2 separate regions of the Homo sapiens genome follow, and region 1 is linked to region 2. Evidence: chromatin loops called from intact Hi-C (ENCODE). Cell type or tissue: OCI-LY7. All regions are shown on one strand. Links, peaks and the distances in the headings refer to the core of each region. The heading gives the core; the rest is flanking DNA.

Region 1 (6,945 bases), core at 1,746-5,745, 70 kb before region 2:
GAGATTTATTCTGAGCCAAATATGAATGACCATGGCCCATGACCCAGCCCTCAGGAGGTCCTGAGAACATGTGCCCAAGGTGGTTGGGGTACAGCTTGGTTTTATACATTTTAGAGAGGCATGAGACATCAATCAAATACATTTAAGAAATACATTGGTTTCTTTCAGAAAGGTGGGACAACTCAAAGCGGGGGTCGGGGGGTTGGGGGGGCGGCTTCCAGGCTATAGGTAAATCTAAACATTTTCTGGTTGACAATTGGTTGAGTTTATCTGAAGACCTGGGATCAAAGGAAATGTTGAGGTGACTATAAGGGATTGTGGAGACCAAGTTTTATTATGCAGAGGAAGCTCTCAGATAGCAGACTTCAGAGAGAGCAGGTTGTAAAATGTTTCTTATGGGACTTAAAAGGGTGCCTGCCTCTGAGTTGATTATCTCCTAGATTTGGAAAGGAAGGAAGGAAAACAAAGGAGAAAGGGGATTGTCTATAGAATGTGGATTTTGTTCCACAAGAGACTTTTCAGGGCAATTCCAAGGTATGGCAAGGAAATATATTTTGGGGTAAAACATTTTGATTTTTTCCCCTGTTATGCTGGAGTCAGAATGGAAAGTAAGTCAGGATATACAGGGATAAATAAAACCCATAGGATGAGAATTTATGGTTTTTAGGGTATGACTCCCCAGATCCCTTAGAAAGGAATTTGGGCGAGATAAAAAAATCAGAGCTTAGTCCTCAACCCTGCGCATAAAATCCAAACATTTTTAAAAATTTGGCTTCTAGCCCACCCCTCTCCTTCATCTCCTGCTACGCAGCATGAGTCCTACCCTTCCTTCTACTGACTGGAAGTAGCTCTGGACCCTCAATTGTGGGCTTTGGGTAGTTCTTTTCATGGAGTGTGAGTCCCTCTGTCCCACTCCCTCACACAAAAGAAAACCTGAACCAAAACAAAACAAATGAGAAAGACTTTGAAGGAATTAAGTGAGTGTTACTTGGCTTGAAGTCTCATTTTAGGGTATCAGTGCCTGAATCCTCCTCAACTCCCACACACAGGGCATCAGCTGGGTCAGGTCCCCTGTCCCGTCCACCTCAACTGCCCTCTCAGAGTTCATGCAGCCTTGAAATCAGGTTAGCTTGCAAGTATAGTACTGTGAAGCCTGGGGTTCTTTTAATTTTATAGTCTGCTCTTTCTGCAGTGCCTAGCAGAGTTCTTGCAACATTAATGAGAGAGCAGGTAAGTGAATCAAGATCTGCAAATGGGCCAGTGAACAAGAGAAGAAGCTGGCAGTGGGGAGCTGAAGAAATAAACGTGGGGGCAGCACAAAGCAGAACACACCTCGGCTCTGGGACCGATTGATGCTCAGAACAGGAAAGACAGAGTAAGCAGAATCAAGTAGTCCCGTAGCAAGGACTGGGTGGGAGGACAGGTCAGGGGCACTCTGGGGGATGCACAGAAGGCAAGTGAATCTCCATTTCTGAATCAAAGTGGTTTCCATGTTTCTTTATGTCAACTGAAGATTATTTGTTTTTAGATCTTCTTCCTATTTATGTGCTTAATCTTCAGTTACTGGTTTCACCTGAATTCTAAAAATTACTTAAATTGGTTTAGCTTTTAGTTGGAGACTTTGGGGTTGATGGATACCCTACAGTCATGGTTCTCAAACCTGAGGGTGCATCACCATCCCCTGCAGAGCTTGGTTAAAAAACAAACAAACAACAACAACAAACACACACACATACACACAAATTGCTGGACCTACCCCTGAAGTTTCTGACTCAATGACTCCAAGTCAACGTCTGAGAATTTGCCTTTTTAACTGGTTTCCCAATGAACCTGACACTGCTGGCCTGCAGATCCCAGTTTGAGAAACACTGCACTACAGTACAAATTCTTTACTTTTCCAGCAATATTAAGTAAGCCAAGCAATGTTTACTTGGGAAAGAAGTATGTGGAATTCTACTAATGGCTCAAAAGCAGTTGCAGATTTCCCAAGAAACTCAGTTTAAGCTCCACTGTCATCATTTGCATGGGCCACTGCCAAGACTCTGTACCTAATTTTGAGCTCATAGAATTGTGTTTTCTTTCTTATAGATCCCTGCTTCCCAGCCCCCACCACCAATTATTTGTATAAGCTTCAGGCTCCACATACTGTTGGCCTGCCCTTGCTCCAAAACTCTCTCTCTCTCTCTTTATGTGTATATATATATTAAATATATATATTTATATATATTTAATATAAATATATTTTAATATAAATATATATTTATATATTTTATATAAATATATATATTTATATATTTTTATATAAATATATATATTTATATATATTTATATAAATATATATATTTATATATATTTATATAAATATATAAATATATATATTTATATAAATATATAAAATATATAAATATATTTATATAAATATATAAAATATATAAATATATTTATATAAATATATAAAATATATAAATATATTTATATATAAATATATAAAATATATAAATATCTTTATATATAAATATATAAAATATATAAATATCTTTATATATAAATATATAAAATATATAAATATATTTATATATAAATATATAAAATATATAAATATATTTATATACAAATATATAAAATATATAAATATATTTATATATAAATATATAAAATATATAAATAAAAATATAAAATATAAATATATATTTCTATATATAAATTAAATATATATATATTTAATTTAACTCTCTGGAGAGCCTTGGGTTTTTTAAAGTAGCCAAAGTCCTTGCCTATCTGTCCTTCCTTGGAATCATATCAGTTTCACAACACTTTCAGCCCCCATCTACTTTAGAACACCCCTTCTCTAGAATAGCTCGCAGCCTGGCTCCCACTGTCTCCCCTCTCCTGCTGTTCTCTCGTCTCTCCTCTAGCCTTCGTTATTGAGCAAGTTGTCCCCACTGAATTCCTGATTTTTCTGTAGGATAGTAGCACATTGTGTCCTTGTGCCTCCATTAATTTGTCAGCATTGTTATCGGTTCTGCAGCCTAGATTATTAAAGTGTAGGAGTAGTAATAGTTTAAGCCACCGTTAACATGAATCCCATCTATTTATACATGAATAGCTACCTTCCCACAATGGTATGTATGCTTATTTTGTATAGGTTGATTTCGCTGATATTCCTGGATTTTTGCTGATGTATTAGGTGTCAGTCCAATATATCATGATAAAAGAAAATCAGAGCTCAATAGGGATACCGTGGCTTGTAATGGAGAGAGCAGAACAACATTCTCATAAAGGCTTAGAAATATCTTCTAAAGAAGTGTGCTCTAGGAGCAATAGGAATATCTGTATTATTGTCTGACAAATTCTGTGGAGCACTTTGTCAAGGATGACAGCACAGAATAGGATCAATTTGAAACATGCATTTATACAATATGAGTAGAGGACCCCAAAGTTCTTAAATGACGTGAGCACATGCAAGCCTTCAAGACAGCTTTGCATTGTCAGCCGAAGGATGCTCCAAGGCCAGCATCAGCATTATTAACAGAGCTATGTAAAGACACCTTCCTGGATCAAATGTGCCAGGATTTTTACACACTTCTTTGTTTCACTGTTCATCTCCATTTGTTCCTAATTTCTGCATATAAGCACAAGGTAGAGGGGATCTGAGATGAAACTTTGTTTCTGATCAACTACAAAGAAGTTTTCTAGCATCTGTTGAGCTCAGCTAGTAAGCACAATTTATAAAACAGGGGATGACTAACCCCTGTAACCATTTTAATGACCCTAAAATAAAGTGCTTAGAGCAACATCTGTCCCAGCAGCTGGGTTCTCTGCATGAGTGGGCAGAGCGACACATTGGGACAAATTCTGTTCTCCCTTTTGACAGAAACAATTGCAGCAGATCATTTTTATCGTAATCAATTTAGGTACAGTTTCTTGGAAACCATCTGTGTAGTGTTCATAGATTGTGCTTAAGAATTTAAATGTGTATATTTTTGGTCGCTTGATGTAGCATCTGCTAATGGCCACATAAGTTCCACTTTTTATGCAGAAAGCTGTTTCCTTGTAAAGGGATTAGTAGAATGACTACTTGATTTTATCCTTTTAACTACCCAATAAGCTTCTGCAGTTTGAATGACATCCGCCACAGAGTGTTAGTTGTGGAATTAATTGCTTAAAAAAAAAATAGAAAGTGGAATTGGAATTATAAGACCAACAAAGGCTCAGTGAAACATTTTCATGTATTTCTATCTCTAGCTCATAATTTTAAATTAATATGGTTGTATGCGGGCAATTGAAACTAAAGAAAAGCATAGCTTTTGATAACAACTCTTTTTCTTCCATTTTTTTCCAGTATTCATTTGTGGCTTTACAGCTATTAGTTAAATAACTATGAAGAAATCAAATGGCGAAATCAGCCAACATTGACTTTAGCTTTGAGAATAATTTTAGAATCATATTAAAAGATAATTGATCTTAAAATACAAGATAATGAAAACTGAGTGGCTTTGGCGCAGATGTAAAGGATTTACCTAAAAAATGCTGTCAGCTATATTTTGGGGATGAAATGGATTCCATAATGTACCTGAGTCTTGACAACACATTTCGAACAGAGAGATTTCTAGTCTTGCTTGAGAATTACTTGTGAATTTAGAAAATATGTCACTATCCAGATAATCTAGAATAACGTAGGATTTCCATGGTTTGGAAAAAAAATGTTTTTTTCTCTGATAACAAGCATGCTTGGCTTCTTCTCTACTCAAAGTATTTGAAAACACTAAACCACAAAACTAACTAGATCACCAACTGGCTAAATAATTAAATAAACAAAATAATGCCAGAATTCAAATTATATGAGAGTATACAAGCCTTAAGCTTGCACACTTTTTATTTGGATAGAATACGAAGCAGAAATTTAGAAGGAGTATATGTAGGTTTTATATTCAACTCTACAAACACATATTAAGTGCCTATTACATATGTGTGAAGTGCTGGAGTTACAAGATGAGTGAGAAGCAGTTCCACCGGTGAGGTGTTTCCCAGCGAGTGTAGAGGAAAAAGCAATCTGGAACCGGAGTGGTTTCCTCTGTGTTCTCAAGGTTCTATTACGGATGTACCTCAATTTGGCACAAACTCTGAGTAGTTAGTGCAGCAATCAACCTGATCGTATTCATCTATTTTCCATTTACTCCCCTGTGGTGAAAGGTCTTGGTTTTCAAAAGAGTAAATAGTGAATTGATTGTGATTGTATGCAGGTGATCCTAATAATAATTATTATTTATTAAGTTGGTTGTATGTCTTTGCATTAGGTAATTGATCCACTAATAGAATGTGAAATTAGGACTGCTAATAAAAATGTTTCTTTGTTAATTTCCGTCCCTGAAGTTTGCAAATTGTGTACTCACCAAAGCGTGAAGAAAGAAAGAGAAAGATGTTGGTTACACAGGGTTGAGTTCACAACAAGCACAATAGAGGGGACGGATCGAATTTTCCAAGGAGGTTTTTGCTATAGATAATTTGAGTGTATTTCAGGAAACATATTAGCAGAAGTAATTTATGGTAAGTTCTGAATATGGCAGGAGGTGAGATTACTTCAAGCATGTGCCATTTTTGGCTCCCTGGTCTAGAGAAGTTCTTTCTACCCAAACTATCAATCAGCTAAATTATTTTCAAACTTAATTAGATGAAAGAATTTGGTCCTATGATTTGAATGTGCTGGAAGGTGTCCAGGCTACTAGAAACGTCATTTCAATAATACTCTTCTATGCCATCTGTAAGAATCACACCAAACAGACTTAATGCAGATGAACATAATACAAAACAGAACCTACAGCCGAAGAGGGAAACAGAGTTCATGAAGACATACACAAGCACACACGGGCACACACGAACACACACACACCTCGGATCCTGTGGAAACACAAAACTATATGTAGGGGCCACATACAAAGTGAGCAGTGGCAGGCAGGAAAGAAACTTAAAGAAGAGGCTTCCTCCATTTTGAGATCAACATTCCTCCAAAAATAATTTTGTATTTAAAGCTTCCAATTATTCTTTTGTCAGATTGACTTTTGGGATGTGGTCCTTCAGAGAAGTATATTTTTTTCATTTAGATGGATGTGTGTGTGTGTTTGTGTTTCTAAGTGTGTGATGTCAATATTCAGTCATAGTTTAAAACAGTGTTTCTTTTTTCAGGAATAGAAATCAAAGGTTGTCTGGTGCTTTTGTAGAGAGACTTATGCCTAGTTACCAGCTTAGACTTGATTACCCAGCATCTTCTGGGGCATGGAAGGTGGGAGATTTGATACATATAATATGTCTACACAGACACAAATACTCCCAGATAGACAGAGATGGGCATTGTGAGAATGCCTGCTGTGGCTGTTTATGGAGGGAAAGACTCCTCTCAATTGGAAGATTTAGGAAGTCTTTGCACGAGACAGATAACATTTTGGGAAATTTTTCCTTGAAGGAGGGGTATTCTACTTGAGATGTACAAGACAGGTAGATTTGGATTTTCAGGTGATGAGAACAAAAGAAGCAAAAGTTAATAATTGCTGTATTGCTGTATCTTCTTGCTTTAGTAAATTTTTTTTTTTTTGAGACAGAGTCTCACTCTGTCGCCCAGGCTGGAGTGCAGTGGTGTGATCTTCGCTCACTGCAGCCTCCACCTCCCGGGTTCAAGCGATTTCCGGGCTCAGCCTCCCAAGTCGCTGGTACTACAGGCATGCACCACCATACCCAGTTAATTTTCATACTTTTAGTAGAGACCGGTTTCACCATGTTGGTCAGGCTGGTCTCAAACTCCTGACCTCAAGTGATCTACCTACCTCGACATCCCAAAGTGTTGAGATTACAGGTATGAGCCACTGTGAGTGGCCCGTATTAGTAATTTTTAATAGCTGAGGGCTGAAAACACCAAAGATCCTGGGAAGACTTAGCTCAATTCGAGGTTCA
Region 2 (6,945 bases), core at 1,957-5,956:
CGAAGATGTAACTTGGTTGTCTTCTTGGAAACACTAGCAGTGATTTTATCATTTATTCCTGTGGGAGATCTGGCTCCCTGCCAGCCAGGGACGGAGCTTTCTCTTACTTCCCAGCGTTGTACAGCCAGTGGTTTTAAATGTGATTGTTCTGAGGATTCCTCTCTGCAGAGTTCAGTTACTCACCAATCATCACTGCCCAAGGAGGATGCTTTTCTGAGAAATATTCTAGATGACTTGATTGAAGGAGGCTCCACTGTGATCTGAGCCAGATATGTTTACCCTAAGAGGACTCACGCTTATCATCCAGCACAATGGTGTCCTCTTACTAGAATTAGCATCTGCTGGATCACTGACTGCATTTCCACAGAACACAGAACAAAGCGGTTAAGATCCAGGGCATTGAGCCACGCCTTAAATCGAAGCATTGTCCACCTTCTAACCCCAAGCAGACACCAAGAGGGAGCCAACAACAGGGATCCTGAGAGGCAAAGGGAGTCCAAGGAGCTATGGGGAGAACTTTCCATCTTTGGGGATGAGAATGTGAAGCATCAATTTATGTGAAAACTACTGCTTGATTAAAGACAAGATTTTTGAAAGCCATCCTGTAAAACACCCTGTCCCACACATTGTTAAAGGTAAGAGGGCTAGACACAATGCTGTCACTGCAAAAAATTGAGTATTTCATAGTCTTCATCTCATAATTAGTATGGTAGTAATCAATATGACTGATATAAAAAGAACTAGATATAAGTCTTTGTTTTTCTGACATCTTGTAGAGTTTTTGTAAGGCAATATTAAATAAAAATGTGTAGGGTAATGATATTGTAAGATCCTTTGTTGGTAAATGTGAAAAATTTCATAGATAACTCTTAATGATTGAGCCCCCTCTTTGTACACTATAGGAACATAGAACCAAATAATACTACCGATAAATGTTTGTTGGATTAATAACTTCACAAAAGGATACAACTTTTCTGGAGAGATATCAATAGGACAAAGGCCTGTAATCTATCGATTCTACTTTTAGGAATATATCATAAAGTAAATGTGTGGTTGGTTATTCAATTTAGGTGAAATTATGCTCAACAAACCTTTTACAAAAAAAAATTTGTTTTTTTTTTTTGAGATGGGTTCTTGCTCTTTTGCCAGGCTGGAGTGCAGTGGCTCTATCTCAGCTCGCTGCAACCTCTACCTCCCGGGTTCAAGTGATTCTCCCGCCTCAGCCTCCCGAGTAGCTGGGACTACAGGCGCGTGCCACCATGCCAAACTAATTTTTGTATTTTTAGTAGAGACGGGGTTTCAGCATATTGGCCAGGATGATCTTGATCTCTTGACCTCATGATCCGTCCACCTCAGCCTCCCAAAGTGCTAAAATGAGAGAAAACTTTAAACAACCCAGAATGTTTAGTACCAAAGGCCTAGTTGAATAAAACTGATCAGCCATGTAGTGCAACACTATGTAGACTTAAAAATGATATTGTAGAAGAACATTTAACCACATGAAAATACATGTTAAAAAGTTTGGTGAAAAAAGTAAGACAAATATCTAAATGGCATGTTCAATATAGAATATTTTTGATAAAACATAAGCATACACAAATATTCTGCAAGTATATTAATCTTTTTAAAATGTTAACATCAGTTTTTGGAATAAAGCAAGAGATGTTTTTAAAATATTTCTTTGTATTTAAATTTTGCATTTATTCTAAAATGAATGCTCATTACTCATGTAATAAGAAAGTAATGAAAAAATAGTAAAAAATAAAAAGGCCTCCATAAATTACATGTAATTTAATAATGAAAAACTACTTAGCTACTACCTACCAGGCCCTATATGGGCAGGCAGAGTGGAAGGTTCAAAGGAGAATTGATCAGTTCTGCTCTCCAAGCACTCATGATTCTGAGAACCAGAACAGAGAACAAGGAAGCAAAGGGTGAGAAACCAAATTTTCTAAGAGCATCAGTTTCTTAAAGTCAATATCATGGAGATATCTCTGAACCCGTGTTCCATTTCCTCATGTTTAATAGTTTCAGATTCAAGAACAGCCTGGCCAACATGGTGAAATCTTGTCTTTACGAAAAATACAAAAATTACTGGGCATGGTGGCAAGTGCCTGTAATCCCAGCTACTCGGGAGGCTAAGGCAGGAGAATCACTTGAATCCGGGACGCGGAGCGTGCAGTGAGTCGAGATCGCACCATTGCACTCCAGCCTGGGCAACAAGAATGAAACTCCATCTAAAAAAAAAAAAAAAGGCAGAGAGAGAGAGAGAGGGAGAAAAGTCACCCATACAACCACCAAGTCATTTAAATTCATGGTTTTTTTTGGATCAGAGTTGTCATCTTCACACATGGGGGAACAGGCCCATGTAAGACAGTTGGTTTCAGCTCTCCAGCAACCTTGGAGTTAATGGAGCTCTTTTCAATCTTGAGCCATCAATTTTTCCAATGTAACCTATCATGGTAGAAACCTCCCAAATTATGGGGGTCTTCTCCATGATGAAGCTGAAGCACTCACTTTGCGACAAGTAACCCTTAAGTGACTCCCCAAAGATACAATGATATTATTGGTTTACTATTAACTCACTACAGTGACTTTAAGTGGTATGGCTGCCTAGAGAATTTACAGTCAGAGTTATTTCCCCTGGAAGAACAATATAAGGTGAGATGTTTGAGAGCAGAGACTATTTTGTTAATGTCTGTGTCACCTATAAGTGGCAAAATACTTGCCACATAGAATTCTACTCAATGATACTGGTGTGTTTGCTAAAAAATCCTGTATAGCTGATTGAGGGTTCCAGCCATGAAGTTTGCATTTTACATCTGCAGTGCTGTGATGTTGTCCAGCTTCCTACGCGCAATGGCACTTCTCATTTTCCACTTTTTAATGACTCTTTAAATTCTTTATTTAATGACTCTTAAATTCTTTATTGTTGCAACTTACAATAAGTAACATTGAATGAGCCCCTAGAATACAGCCTGGCACCTAGGTTCCTGATTTGAGGATGCCCAGTGTTGCCCAGGCCCTGTGGGCTGGACAAGGGAAGGCAATGTGAGGGCTGCACTCTGAGCCACTCCAGTCTGCCAGGAGAAATAGTGAAGTTGTGCCGCCATGTCACTGCTATCCATACTCTAAGACAACTTCAAGTACTTCAGCTGAGATGAGGTAAAGGGTGAAGGTTGAGGTCAAAATACAGCTAAGTAACAGAGCGCAGAACAGAAATACAAAGGAAGGGAGACAAAGGCGTGGATTCATCCGGTTGGCTGCTCAGTTCCATGCCAAGGGATGAACAGGTGTCTGTCTAGAAGCAAACTCTTAAATAAGAAAAGACCTACCTTAGAAATGTAGTCACATCTCCACTTGCTAAATTATGTGGCCTGTGGCATGTCACTGAGCCTCCGTTTCTGACTATATCATTAGGGCTATGAATATCAAATGAATTAATGCATATGAATGGATTTTGTTGGCAGTAAAACAATATTCAAATCTATTATGCTCTCAATATGTGGAAGGAGGACCACTTTCACCAACATAACAAAAACTGGTGTTACCAATTTGTTATATATGAAGCATGCAGGAATAAAATCAGAGGAGCGTTCAAGCCAGCCCCCACCAGTTCCAGAGAGCTGACGGTATCCATCTTCTCCCAAATCTGCCTTCAGTGATCAGATGAGGGTAGTTTGCCATTGGCCACAGTGAGAATATTTACAGCATAGAATTTGGAAAATGCTACAAATCAGGACCTCTTCATTCTCCGCTGGGAGAGGTTGTTAAACCTTACCAACACAAGACTGGATGAAGTGTCTGTTTTTTCCAGTTAATCTTTCTCATATCTGACAAGGATAAGATTTTTTTCTATTTGTTTCACACTAGCCCTTTCAGACACCAGCATTTCCCTGGATTAGCAAAATAATCAGCATTCACAAGAGGAGAGAGAATGAGAAAAAAAAAAAAGGCTCTAAATCTGAAGCCTGTGTCCATCTTTCTTAGAGGAATTTAAATTCCAAGGCCTATATATTCTTCAATTCCATATGGTACCATGAGGTCTCAGTAAATATCACTCAATGGCTCCAATTTAGTAACACTGCCACACACACACACACACACACACACACACACACACACACACACGAGTCATCTGCCATCTGCTGGACTTCATGTGAGAGTCGGTAGTTTCAGTCAATGGAATGGTGCTCATAGACACGAACCTCTAACCTGATTGAGATAGTTTGAGTCAATAACTTCTTCCTGATTGTTGAAAGATTAATAACACATTTATATTCTTAAAAGTGGCATCAACCATAAGCTGATGGGAAAAATCAAGTTTTCTGTGTGTTGGTTCCTCTCAAAGATGCATTCCACTGCGGAAGGGGTTTATGTACCTCCTAAGAGTATGGGGCGAGGGCAGGTGCAAGCCAAAGGGAAGCCTCAGAAATGTGTTCCCTACTCATCCTGCCCTCAAACAGGGCCAGTGACAGTAACAGACACTATCTGTTTCATGCACTTACTCCCATTTCTAGATCTGGTACCTGAAACCACAGTGCCGAAAGTAGTCAAGTACGACTATGCCTGAAGCCCAGAAGTGTGGTTTTCCACAGTGAGGAAGATTTGCATTGTGAAGCAGATGTCAGATAGAAAAAGCAAAACAGAAATATGAAGACATTGTAAGAATTTTGGGGTGATTTCTGACCTGCTCAGTTTCCATCAGGGCATCCCAGGGTTTTTTGCCTTCTCAATTTTGAACAGCATAGCATTTAAATGATCATTTTTGTTTCTCTCCGCTGCTCCCCAATCTAAACAACAAAAGAAGGAATTTAACCTCATATCCTCGCTCTGAAATTAGCTCTATTGTCAAAAGATGACAGCTGTATCCTGATTTCAAGAATTTCATGTTGGAATAAAACAGCATTTTTGAAACCATTGTGTTATTTCAAACAGATCTGTAATGGTCCCTGAGCAAACCATTTTCAGAAGACTTGGGTAAGTAAGATAAAAAGACACCATTTCTGAAGAGTTGCTTTTATGGGCTAGGTCAGAGTGCTCTCTTTCCATGTTGTTCATTCCCAGTTGAATTTCCTAATAGTCTATCTCCTCAGCTAACAGATGCCCAGCCTCATGTCGGAACCAGATCGCGCCACTGCTGAGATTCCATCCAGTTCCTTTCTTATTGAGCCGTTTCCCTAGCAGATGGTGCAATGCTGCAGGCATACTCCTTCCTGTTAATTACCAGCCTTTGCTACAGATGGAAATGTCAGTCAGCCTCACAGGTCCTGGTTCCTGCCATTGCCTCAGTCCCTAGCCCTCTACCTAGGCAAGATGCTGCCAACACACACCATGTGTTTTGTGACTGCTGACTAGGCAGGCAACAAAAAACAACTTACTTCATGAATATTCATGGCGGAATGTTTAAAGTTCTGTTCATCTGTGATGCTTATAGATCCGCTTAAAGGGGATGGCACCTTCCTAAGAACACTCTGCCCCTTGTTTTCCTAAACTGAGGATACACGAGTTACCAAGTGAGTTGTCATGGCAACGTAGAGAGGACCATTAAACGTCGGCCATTTGGAGCCTTCTGTAGATACATCAGTTTCTGACTAACATTCTTCTCATACCTCTAAGTATCACTTAATTATTCTTGTCCTGCCATAACAGACCAATAGTCACCAAGCTGAACTGATTAGCTAATAACTGTTGGTTTTCATTAAACCCTGATTATCTCATTAGCGCATATGTAGCCAATATGAATTCCTTGATCTTTCTTGGTATTTAAATATACCAAATCGAGATAAATGAATTTCAGTAGTCATCCTCTATCCATTAAGTCGAATTATTTTACTTGTGTTGGAAACATTTTAGCAATCAAAACTGGGTATCTTTTTAGGTTTAGAGGAAAAAATTAGGGCTCAGGTTTTGAGAGTAGAGAAGAGGAAGTGAGATCTTGAGGAAGACTTTGATTGAAGGTCATTCAGATAAGCTTTTTTTCTTTTTTTTAATTTGTCATCTTCTTTGGGATGCTGTGTTTATAGGTGAGATCACGTGATGATGGAGAAGGTCACCAGAGCCAGGCACCTTGTCCACACACAGGGCTTCCTTCCTCCATGACTTAACCCAGAGATGTAGACGGCGGGGTCAACATTAAATACCACAAACAGGCAAAAGAGCTTCAGACAGAAGGATCATCTTCCTGAAGACAAAATAATCATCATCCTTTGAGGGCAAAGTGGGCAACGTTATGGGTATGTAAAATTGAGAAGCAGCTTTCATGAGTCCTGATTTATTTATTTAAAAATCTAAATTTATTTTTTTCCTTAGGTATCTTTTGTTTTGGAATGGGACTCTACACTATGGGATTTCTAGTGGAGAGGACAGTTACCAGAGTCAGCACTGGAGGTATGGGAATTTCTAAGCTAGAGAACTGCAGTAGGGAAAATTGAAAGATGCTATTTTGGGGGTCTCACTGATAGTTATGAAGCTTAAGTGTTTTTTCCTGGTGTCTTTTTAAGAAGCATATGTTAGTTGTATGCTTTATGATATAAAAAAAGATAAAGCATGTATAGGTATTTTACAGGCAGAGCAGAGATGGGGATATTCTGAATGCCCTTACCCCCCAGAAAACAAAAGTTAAGCTACATATATTTTATAAAGTAATAGGAGAGGATACATCTCTAGGAAAAGTGGGGAGATAATGCCCATAACGTAGCTAGGGCTCTACATTCCCTTGTTCAAAATCAACTATGATTGCATTTTACAATGAAGAACGCACACAGTGATTTGCAGGTAAATATTTAACAACAAGCTCGCCAAATAAAAATTGCTAGAATATATATACATGTATATAATGTCATTATAAACTTTACTCATATAAAGGATGTATATCACACAATTTACAAATAATAAAATACACAATACTCTTTATTGCAAATTTTACATAAGCAATTAATTCTT

The links. Hi-C counts contacts between places; a loop is a spot of excess contacts. Peaks named below come from ENCODE experiments on the same cell type or tissue, not always from the same donor. Only the 100,000 strongest peaks of a DNase experiment are listed, where the experiment ranks them.
Region 1: it touches region 2 in a loop (4-fold over the local background); 2 of 110 quality-filtered maps call a loop at or near these places.

Annotation. Positions count from the first base shown.
Region 1 is chr2:7,591,567-7,598,511 of GRCh38, forward strand. No RefSeq gene overlaps it. Among named protein-coding and RNA genes, the nearest start is that of LINC01871, 130 kb to the right of the region's middle. In OCI-LY7, for the core only: no CTCF peak of the experiment used is centred there; a DNase peak (open chromatin) is centred at 3,835; H3K4me3 peaks cover 1,889 bases; H3K27ac peaks cover 2,098 bases.
Region 2 is chr2:7,661,535-7,668,479 of GRCh38, forward strand. LOC101929510 (a long non-coding RNA gene) reads left to right here and starts at 298. Exons shown (of 5, transcript XR_007088657.1): 1 at 298-635; 2 at 4,521-4,980; 3 at 6,027-6,236; 4 at 6,313-6,390. In OCI-LY7, for the core only: a CTCF peak has its summit at 4,172 (motif pointing left); DNase peaks (open chromatin) are centred at 4,147 and 4,547.